Linked DNA regions of Homo sapiens: region 1 is linked to region 2. A link is a contact called in ENCODE Hi-C or POLR2A ChIA-PET data. All regions are on one chromosome and are shown on one strand. Each heading gives the region's core, a stretch centred on a gene start or an enhancer-like site at or near the end of the contact. The rest is flanking DNA. Distances are from core to core; before and after follow the strand shown.

What was found. Hi-C counts contacts between places; a loop is a spot of excess contacts on that map. ChIA-PET counts read pairs that join two places held with the same protein, here RNA polymerase II (POLR2A). Pooled maps may share reads with other maps.
Region 1: POLR2A ChIA-PET joins it to region 2 with 10 read pairs in Panc1. The contact joins the promoter of SPMIP10 here to the promoter of ALDH7A1 in region 2. A Hi-C loop is called at or near these places in 2 of 168 maps with a recorded cell type or tissue (Caco-2 and HepG2) and 4 of 50 pooled maps. POLR2A ChIA-PET finds 5 or more read pairs at or near these places in 17 of 52 experiments (A549, A673, B cell and 14 more).

Annotation. Positions count from the first base shown.
Region 1 is chr5:126,630,182-126,635,445 of GRCh38, reverse strand. It overlaps SPMIP10 (sperm microtubule inner protein 10), which reads right to left and starts at 3,741. Exons shown (of 3, transcript NM_207408.3): 1 at 3,626-3,741; 2 at 2,792-2,900. The coding sequence starts at 3,711.
Region 2 is chr5:126,592,332-126,597,617 of GRCh38, reverse strand. ALDH7A1 (aldehyde dehydrogenase 7 family member A1) reads left to right here and starts at 2,399. Exons shown (of 18, transcript NM_001182.5): 1 at 2,399-2,611; 2 at 4,214-4,267; 3 at 4,889-4,954. The coding sequence starts at 2,420. RefSeq lists a silencer at 1-95.

The DNA.
Region 1 (5,264 bases), core at 2,492-4,991, 36 kb before region 2:
TAAAATGGGAATATTAAAGGATTCTTTGAGTAGCAGATAAAATATATGTGAATGAAAAAGCTTTGCCAACTACAAAGTATCAAAAAGGTTTAAAGTATGATGATGCTGTTATGACTGTTGAATAAATAAATAACAACTGTTTGAAGTTATTAACTTAAATACACATCTACTTTTGATTCTTCAGTATTGCCAAATAGCATTCTGGTCAGTTCTTGGGATGCAGCCCCAACTCTGGTATGCTGTGTTTCATATATATATATATATATATATATATTTCACAGACGGGGCCTCAGTCTGTCACCCAGGCTGGAGTGCAGTGGTGCAATCATAGCTCACTGCAGCCTGGAACTCCTAGGCTCAAGCAATCCTCCTGCCTCAGCCTCCCAAGTAGCTGGGACTACAGCACACACCACAATGCCTGGATAATTTTTTTTTTTAATAGACAGGATCTCGCTATGTTGCTCTGGCTGGTCTTAAACTCCTGGCCTCAAACTATCCCCCTGTCTCAGCCTCCCAACGTGCTAAGATTAGAGGCATAAGCCACTGCACCTAGTCTGTGTGCTATATTTTTTAATGTTGTTAGATGCAGTTTTTAACTCCTAATGGAAAAATGGTGAGGATAAATAAAAGGAAGGAAAGCATAAGTTAGCATTTACTAGCATTTACTCAGTGTGGGCACATTCACTTTACTTAATTCACTTATTTAAGTTTCATTGGTAGGAACACTGTCAACTAAATTGCAAAAGTAAAATAGCTCTGAAAAATGATGCTGAATTATACTCTAAAAGTAAGGTCAAGAATAAGTGTTTTGATGCAATCAAAACAAAGTTTTTCTTTACTGATTTCAACTTATAAAGTTTACAACCTATAATTCTCATAAATGAAAAAGTCAGTACTGTCACCATGCTGAAGCTACTTAGGGCATTGAAAATGACCTTGATATGCCACTAAATTACATGAAATGCAGACTAATATTAAGACTGTAGTAAGTCTGAGTAAACATTTATTTATTTGTTTGAGATGGAGTCTTGCTCTGTTGCCCAGGCTGGAGTGCAGTGGCGTGATCTGGCTTGCTGCAGTGTGTCTCCCGGATTCAAGCGATTCTCCTGCCTCAGCCTCCCAAGTAGCTGGGATTACAGGCATGTGCCATCATGCCCGGCTAATTTTTGTATTTTTAGTAGAGATGGGGTTTCACCATGTTGGCCAGGCTGGTCTTGAACTCCTGAACTCAGGTTATCTGCCCGCCTCCGCCTCCCAAAGTGCTAGGATCACAGGCATGAGCCACCACGCCAGCCAGAAAATGTTTTAAAACAAGCCTGTTGGAATCCCTGCTTTCAATTATTTTGAGCATATACTTAGAAGTGGAATTGCTGAATCATATGGTAATTCTATGTTTAATTTTTTGAAGAATGGTCTCACTATCTTCTACAGTGGCTGCGGCATTTTACCTATAGTAGTTTTCCTGCTGTTATAAAACTACTGACTGGAGCCGGGTACAGTGGTTCATGCCTGTAATCCTAGCACTTTGGGAGGCTGAGGCAGGAGAATCGCTTGGGCCCAGGAGACCAGCCTGGACCACATAGTAGAGATCCCATCTCTACAAAAAATACCAAAACTCTCCGGGCATGGTGGCATGTGCCTGTAGTCCCAGCTGCTCAGGAGGCTGAGGTGGGAGGATCACCTGAGCCCAAGAGGTTGCTGCAGCTGCAGTGAGCCATGATTGCATCATTGCACTCCTGTCTGGGTGACAGAGTGAGATCCTGTCTCTAAATAAATAAATAAAGTAGGCCCGGTGTGGTGGCTAACTCCTGTAATCCTAGAATTTTGGAAGGCCGAGGCAGTAGGATTGCTTGAGCTCAGGAGTTCAAGACCAAACTGGAAGACATAGTGAGACCCCATCTCTACTAAAAATCAAAAAGCTAGCAAGGTGTGGTGATGTGCACCTGTAATCCCAGCTACTTGGGAGACTGAGGCAGGAGGATCAATTGAGCTCAGCAGATGAGGCTGCAGTGAGCTGTGATCACGCCACTGCACTCCAGCCTGGATGACAGAGCGAGACCCTGTCTCCAAAAAGAAAAAAAGGAATAAATAAATAAAACTGCTGACTGAACAGGAGCATTGAATGGGTAAATCATGTGTAAACTAGCCAAAATATTCCCATGCCTCTCTATCTGAATATGCAGTATAATCTAAAAAATATATGCTTTGTAGTGTACCTTTAATATTAATGGCATCTTCTGATGATGAGTTTAACAACTGCAAGATAGCATGATGTAGAGTTTCTGAAATTCTTCGGTATATAATTAGGTTATTTAAACAGATATTACTATTTAACATTTGTTTGCAAGTTTGTGACAGTACATCAAAATAGTTTTTGTATAGTTACACACGTCTATCACAGACATACTAAATTATATATATATATATATATATATATGTAAAATTTATTTATTTATTTAGAGACAGAGTCTAGCTCTGTTGCCCAGGCTAGATTGCAGTGGCGCAATCTTGGCTTACTGCAACCTCTGCCTCTCGGGTTCAAGAGATTCTCATGCCTCAGCCTCCCGAGTAGCTGGGATTACAACTGCCCGCCACCATGCCCAGCTAATTTTCATATTTTTAGTAGAGATGGGGTTCCGCCAGTTGGCTAGGCTGGTCTCGAACTCCTGACCTCAAGTGATCCACCCGCCTCGGTCTCCCAAAGTGCTAGGATTATTGGCACAAGTCACCGCATCCGGCTTAATGTTTTTGTTTTTGTTTTTTTTCCTTATGTGTGCTTATGGGGAAATACCTTCAGATTCACATTCCTGAATATCATGTTTTCTTTCCAAGGCATGACATAACGTCTTGGGATCATCCCTTGCTTTAATGAAAATCGTGGCAAATGAATCTCTTCATACCTGATGATTAGGAAAGCAAGAAGACATCTTGTGAGCCAAATACAATCATTTTAGCATCATTCCAGGCACTGGAGGCAGTTGTGCATTCATGTTTGGTCCCCTGCTGTTGCAGGACAGACGGCTGTGCCATTGAAACTCAGCTAAAAGATAACCATTTAAGTACCCATGTATCAGCAAGATCAAGTCAGGGCCAGGTATCTGTAATTCTAACTGCATGCTGTCCTTTACAATTTGCCCACAATGTCCATTTTAATCTGACTTTTTTTTTTTTTTTTTTTTTTTTTTTTAATGAGATGGAGTGCATTATCATGCCCAGCTGGGGTTTTGCCATGTTGGTCAGGCTGGTCTCGAATTCCTGACCTCAAGTGAACCACCCACCTTGGCCTCTCAAACTGTTGACATTACAGCCGTGAGCCACTGCACCCTGCCCATTTTAACTTGACTTTAAGGGAAAAGGCAAGGCACCTAGATTTGCCTCAGGCCTACCGACTGCCTAAAGGAAATGTCTGGCCAGCCACAAAAAACAGAAACTATATTGGCTTCTGAATTTATGTATGCTCTACACTCAGGTCAGATTTGCTTTCCCTGCACACATATTTCCCTCTGGAACATAAAGCTTTCTGTATAGATGCCAAAGGGGAACACAAAGTTATTGACCGTATCTTTGTGGCTCCCAGGTTGCAAAACAAGCAAACAAAAAACCCCAGAATCCCATAAATCCTTACTTATTAGCAGATTTATAGAGACTCTCATCAGAGCAGTTGTTAGTGAGTTTAGGCAAAGTAGGACAAGTATCTTTCCCTGAAGCCATTCCTGACAGCAATGGATGGAATACTCATCTAAAACTTCACTAACTCACTAGTCTAATTATGATGACAACGCTGCTCTGATGTAACAATGTTTTGCTAACTTCATAGTAACTCTCGGCAGTTACAGTAGCAGTTAAGAGTGTCCAGCTCACAGGTGTGGTGGTGGGTGCCTGTAATCCCAGCTACTCAGGAGGCCAAGGCAGGAGAATCACTTGAACCCAGGAGGCAAAGGTTGCAGTGAGCCGAGACTGCGCCACTGCACTCCAACCTGGGTGACAGAGTGAGACTCTAAATCAAAAAAAAAAAGTGTCCAGCTCAGAGCTATTTTCAGGGCTTTAAAAAAAATCCCCCTTCTGGCCTGGCACAGTGGCTCATGCCTGTAATCCTAGCACTTTGGGAGGATGTGGCAGGAGGATCACTTGAGCCCAGGAATTTGAGACCAGCCTGGGCAACATAGTAAATTCCGGTCTCTACAAAAAATAAAAAAATTTGGCCAAGTGTAGTGGCTCATGCCTGTAATCCCAGCGCTTTGGGAGTCCGAGGCAGGTGGATCACTTGAGGTCAGGAGTTCAAGACCAGCCTGGCCAACATGGTAAAACACCTTCTCTACTAAAAACACAAAAATTAGCCAGGCATGGTGGTGTGCGCCTGTAATCCCAGCTACTTGGGAGGCTGAGGCAGGAGAATTGCTTGAATCCGGGGGCAGAGGTTGCGGCAAACAGAGATGATGCCACTCCACTCCAGCCTGGGTGACAGAGCAAGATTCCATCTCAATAAATAAATAAATAAATAAATAAATAAATAAATAAATAAGCAAGCTGGGCGTGGTCACATGTACTTGTGGTCCCAGCTATTTGAAAGGCTGAGGCAGGAGGATCACTTGAACCCAGGAGATCGAAGCTGCAGTGAGCTGTGATTGCACCACGGCTCTCCAGTCAGGGCAACAAAGCAATACCTTGTCTCCAAAAAACAAGACAAAACAAAACAAAATAAAACAAATTCCTTTTTGAGTAGAACATCATTCTTATAATGAGCAATTAAAAATGAAGATGTTTGTGACACAAATTTGACACATACTAGAAAATACGTTGAACTGAACAATTATTCAGTAATTAAAAAATAATCACTTCAAATTAACATTCTGTATTGGTCCGTGGCTGATTTTCCTCTTTATATATTGCGTATGCCACCTACAGTCAACCGATTTTCAACAAAGGTGCCAAGAACACACACGAGGGAAAAGACAGTCTCTTCAATAAACAGTGCTGGGGAAATTGAACATCCCCATGAAGAAGAATGAGACTAGACCCCTACCTCTCACCATACACAAAAATCAACTCAGAATGGATTAGGATTAAATGTAACTTGAAACTACAAAACTACTAGAAAACATACAGAAATACTCTACAACATTGGGCTGGGCAAGGTTTTTTTTTTTTTTGAGACGGAGGTTCTCACTCTGTCACTCAAGGTTGAGTGCAGTGGCACAATCACGGCTCACTGCAGCCTCAACCTCAATCAATCGTGGGCCCAGGTGATCTTCCCACCCCAGCCT
Region 2 (5,286 bases), core at 1,150-3,649:
GATTGCACCACTGCACTCCAGCCTGGGGACAGAGTGAGACTCCGTCTCTAAATAAATAAATAAATAAATAAATAAAGTCTGAGAATTAAAATTAGAAAAATTAGCACCATGGTCCTCCGTGTAGATGGAAGACAGCAGCAGGGTTGTTGATAGAGATTACCAATGTCAGATAGGGCATTGCAACTCCTTCGACGGTGTTATTCATTGGTTCATTTGTTCATATACTCATGTAAGTGAGCGTAAACTTGGAACAATGCTAGGAACTGTGGAGCAATGCAAAGATGAGTCAGAGATGGTCCTTGCCCTAACAGGAAAAAACTGTAGCATTTACAAAAGGAAGCATCATTCATGTATGCCTAGTACTAACTGCAGTTTCTGGTAGCTGCTTGATACATGCAGAGTGTTTGTTCAAATCATTTGTACTATAAGGGTGGAAGAGATAAAGCTTATGTTTGAATGCAGAGATGAAAGGGGCCAGGAGTGGTGGCTCAAGCCTGTAATCCCAGCTCTTTGGGAGGCGCAAGGCAGATCCCTTGAGCCGAGGAGGTGCGGACCAGCCTGGGCAACATGGGGGAACCCTGTCTCTACAAAAAATCCTCAAAAATTAGCTGGGTGTGATGGCATGCCTGTAGTCCCAGCTACTTGGGAGGTTGAGGTAGGAGGATCACTAGAGCCTCGGAGGTCGAGGCTTCAGTAAGCCATGATCCTGCCACTGCACTCTAGCGTGGGCAAGCATATTTTAAACTCATGTTCAAATAATGATGATTGAGATATTAGTATTTCCGTTTTACAGGGTAGGCCCAGTTGTTGTGAAATGAGATGGGGCATGCATGAATGGAAAGGATATTGTAGGAAGACAGAAATGGAGAATGAAAGAAATTGATCAAAACTGTCTTTATTCTTTAAGAGTAAGAGCTGGGCGTGGTGGCTCACACCTGTAATCCCAGCACTTTGGGAGGCTGAGGTGGGCGGATCACGAGGTCAGGAATTCGAGACCAGTCTGGCCAACATAGTGAAACCCCTTCTCTACTCAAAATACAAAAAATTGGCCAAGCGTGGTGGTGGGCGCCTGTAATCCCAGCTACGCAGGAGGCTGAGGCAAGGAGAATCGCGTGAACCCGGGAGGCGGAGGTTGCAGTGAGCCGAGATTGCGCCACTGGACTCCAGCCCTGGCAACAGTGCGAGACTACGTCTCAAAAAAAAAAAAAAAATGTAAGAATAGGCCGGACACAGTGGCTCACGCCTGTAATCCCAGCACTTTGGGAGGCAGAGGCGGGCAGATCACGAGGTCAGGAGTTCGAGAGCAGCCTGGCCAACAGGGAGAAACCCCGTCTCTACTAAAAATACAAAAATTAGCTGGTGTGGTGGTGTGCACCTGTAATCCCAGCTACTGGGGAGGCTGAGGCAGGAGAATCACTTGAACCTGGGAGGTTGAAGTTGCAGTGAGTGGAGATCGTGCCATTGCACTCCAGCCTGGGCGATAGGGCGAGACTCCATCTTAAAAAAAAAAAAGTAAGAGGCCGGGCGCAGTGGCTCATGTCTCTAATCCCAGCACTTTCGGAGGCTGAGGCGGGCAGATCATCTCAGGTCAGGAGTTCCAGACCAGCCTGACTAACATGGTGAAACCCCGTTTGTCCTAAAAATACAAAAAATTAGCCGGGTGTGGTGGTGCACACCTGTAATCCCAGCTACTCAGGAGGCTGAGGCAAGAGAATCCGCTTGAACCCGGTAGGCGGAGGTTGCAGTGAGCCGAGATCGCGCCGTTGCACTCTAGCTTGGGCAAGAAGAGCGAAACTCCGTTTCCAAAAAAAAAAAAAAAAAAAAAAAGTAAGAATATACCCAGGCAGGATATTTATAGAGGAAATGCAGCAATCTAATATTTATCATTAATTAGAAAACTTTAATTTGTAATCTACCAAAACAGTGAAAACAACCAACCCTTCCCCCGCCCCCCAATACAAACCCTCCGTTGCCTACTCCAGGGACAAGAGGCGTCACCATCGCTGAGGAGCTGGTTAGGAATGTCGGCTCTCCGACCCTAGCCCAGACTTACTGAATCAGAATGTGCATTTACCACGACGACCAGGTCATTACACGCATTTTACAGTTTCAGAACCCCTGCTATAGCCTACTGTACTTCAGCGCCAATATTTTGCTGAAAAGAATTCCCAGCTGGAACTGTGGCTCCCGGAGTCTTTCACCAGATGGCAGCAGCCCACTCCTCCCTGTAGCACTCCCATTGTTCCAGGCAGGATTCAGCCGCAGGCTCCTCCGGAAGACCAGGGGCAGACGGGGCGGTGGCGGGGTCGTGCCCAGTGGGAGGGGTCGGGTCTGCCCAATGGGTTCTCCCGGGCGGGGGGCGGGGCTCTATTTCAGCAGCTCTCAGGGCCTTGGGCTCATCCCGAGTCCCGGGCTCAGTATGTGGCGCCTTCCTCGCGCGCTGTGTGTGCACGCTGCAAAGACCAGCAAGCTCTCTGGACCTTGGAGCAGGCCTGCCGCCTTCATGTCCACTCTCCTCATCAATCAGCCCCAGTATGCGTGGCTGAAAGAGCTGGGGCTCCGCGAGGAAAACGAGGGCGTGTATAATGGAAGCTGGGGAGGCCGGGGAGAGGTACGCGGGCGCTCAAGAAATCTCTGCAGCCGCCGGGGCTCGCTCGAGGAGGCCGGGCGGGCACTGACCTACCGACTCCCCGCTGGCGCTGGATGCGGTAGTAGCATGGGAGATTTTGAAGCTCCACAGTAAAAGTTTTCTCGTGTAGGGTGCCTTTAAAACAAAAACTTAGATTTTAGGTCCTTGTGTGCTATGCAGAATCGACGTCATTTTGGAGCTGTAGGGGCTAAACTTCCCGCGCATATTTAAAACATTATGGTCTACCGGGCGCGGTGGCTCACCCCTGTAATCCCAGCACTTTGGGAGGCCTAGGCGGGCGGATCACCTGAGGTAGCGAGTTCAAGACCAGCCTGACCGACATGGAGAAACCTTGTCTCTACTAAAAAAAATACAAAATAGCCGGGCGTGGTGGCGCATGCCTGTAATCCCAGCTACTAGGGAGGCTGAGGCAGGAGAATCGCTTGAACCCGGGAGGTGGAGGTCGTAGTGAGCCGAGATCGTGCCATTGCACTCCAGCCTGAGCAACAAGAGCGAAATTCCGTCTCAAAAAAAAAAAAAAAAAAAAAAATTAAAACCTTATGGTCTTGGGATCTATGGTCTTGTGAGAAATGTGGCACACTGAGCGGTGCAACTGATCTTAATTTAGAGCTTAACTCTGGCTCTTCAGCTGTGACGTGCACCGCAGGTAACGTTCTTCAGTGTAGTTTTAAGTTATCTTCCTTCCTGAATTCTTTGGGAGTTTGCAAGCTTGGACGTGCCGAAATCTTGCCATGTTGTACGTTGGGCTGTGAACTCCTTTGAGGACTGGATTTTCAGCATTTCTCCATTGCCCAGGGCTTAACACCGCGCCTGATACCCATTACTGCTCAAAACAATGTTTTATAGAATACAATGGAAAGGTAAGGTTATTATCGCCCAGATTTTTTTTTAAAAGAAAGTTTTTTATAGGAGGATGTTATGTAACAGTTAACAAACTTTGTTGGACGTTGTATATTATATAATGAACCTGCCTTGGTAGAGGGAACACGTCTTTTGGTAATCAGTGGCTGTAGGAGATACAGATAATTTTAATTGCTCCTCAGACCTCGGTGTTTCATCCTGATTTCCGTGTGGTATCTGATCATTAGGCTCTTGGAGGCCTTTTTAGCTGTGCCTTGATTTTCCCTTTCATTGTTGACCTGAGACCTCTCCAGTTGGTGTGGACACGGGACTTTCCAACAGTTTTCCTGCCTTGGCCATTTCATCTCTGAGCAGAGGGTGGGCAGAGTAAGGAAGAGAAGAAATAACTAAAACTAGTCAGTTTGGTCTGTTATTAATGGAAAAAGAGACAAAATAACTGCTTATGTTAAGGCTTTTGTTTATATGCCTAATATTGAGATGTCAGAGGCGAGTTTTGCAGAAAGGTAGTTTCTAATGTTTAAGTCAGAAATGAAAGACAACCTCTGTAGAGTGGTTTATATGTAACAGAAGTTAACCTAAGCTTTTTGAGTTTGGGTATTATATCATTTTTTCCTCTCTTGTTTTTCTTCCCCGTTTGGTCTATTCCCTTACTTCAAAAGGGATTACGTTTTCTATACATGATCATCATCCTTTTGTTTTAAGGTTATTACGACCTATTGCCCTGCTAACAACGAGCCAATAGCAAGAGTCCGACAGGTAAGAGTGTGTGTGTGTGTGTGTGTGTGTGTGTGTGTGTGTTTAATTCAAATTATACACAAGGAGTTTGTGCAGGCTTTCTTTAGAGGCAGAAGCCAGTTAGGCAGGTCAAGAATAATATAAAATCACAAATGAAGAGAATAATGTGTTTATTTTTCATTTGTCATTTAGGACTGTCTGGGGGAGACTGTCCTCTCTTGGGTGGGGGCGTGAAAAGGAAAGAACCATAGAAAAGGTGAAGCGTAGAAAGATTAGGCAGGGGGCCATTTAAGGCAGTGCTTCTGAAGTACCTGAGGATTTTGTTAGAATGAAGCTTCTGATTTCCGAAGTCTGGGTTGGAGCTCAAGGTTCTGCATTTCTAATATGCCTTACATGTTCCCAGATGAAGCTGACAGATTTTGCTTTGAAAAGCAAGGTTTTAAAGCATAGTTGGATACCAACCTGTTTTACCGGGTTCTAGCTAGTTTTTGGAAGTATAGACTGTGGGAATCATTCTCAGCCATAAATGTTAGGGAACCCTAGAGATTTCCCAACTCTTTTCTGAAAATATTTTTGTGTTCTAGAAGATCATCATCATTTCTCTTTATTTCCCCCTTTCTGTCCCCCTAATTCTTAATTTAGGCCAGTGTGGCAGACTATGAAGAAACTGTAAAGAAAGCAAGAGAAGCATGGAAAATCTGGGCAGATGTAAGTATGGCCTTTGTTTCTAGAATTCAGAAAAGATCACTTTGCCTATTGTAACCAATGAGATACATAAACATCTGATAAGCAGGTCAGTGCCGCCTTGTTAAAATGTGAGCTCCTTGGGGGCTGTGATACTGTACTAGGGCTCCTGCTGTTTTGGAAACACCTCTGCCATATTTCTAGGGTAGTGCCTTTTTTGTACTTGCCATTCATTGAATGGATAAATTTAAATGAATTAAAACTTTGTGCTGGTATAGTATAAACTTGAGCTGTGAACACTATTCTTCACTGAAATTACTTGAATTTATAATTAAATAGAAAATGAATAGAAGATC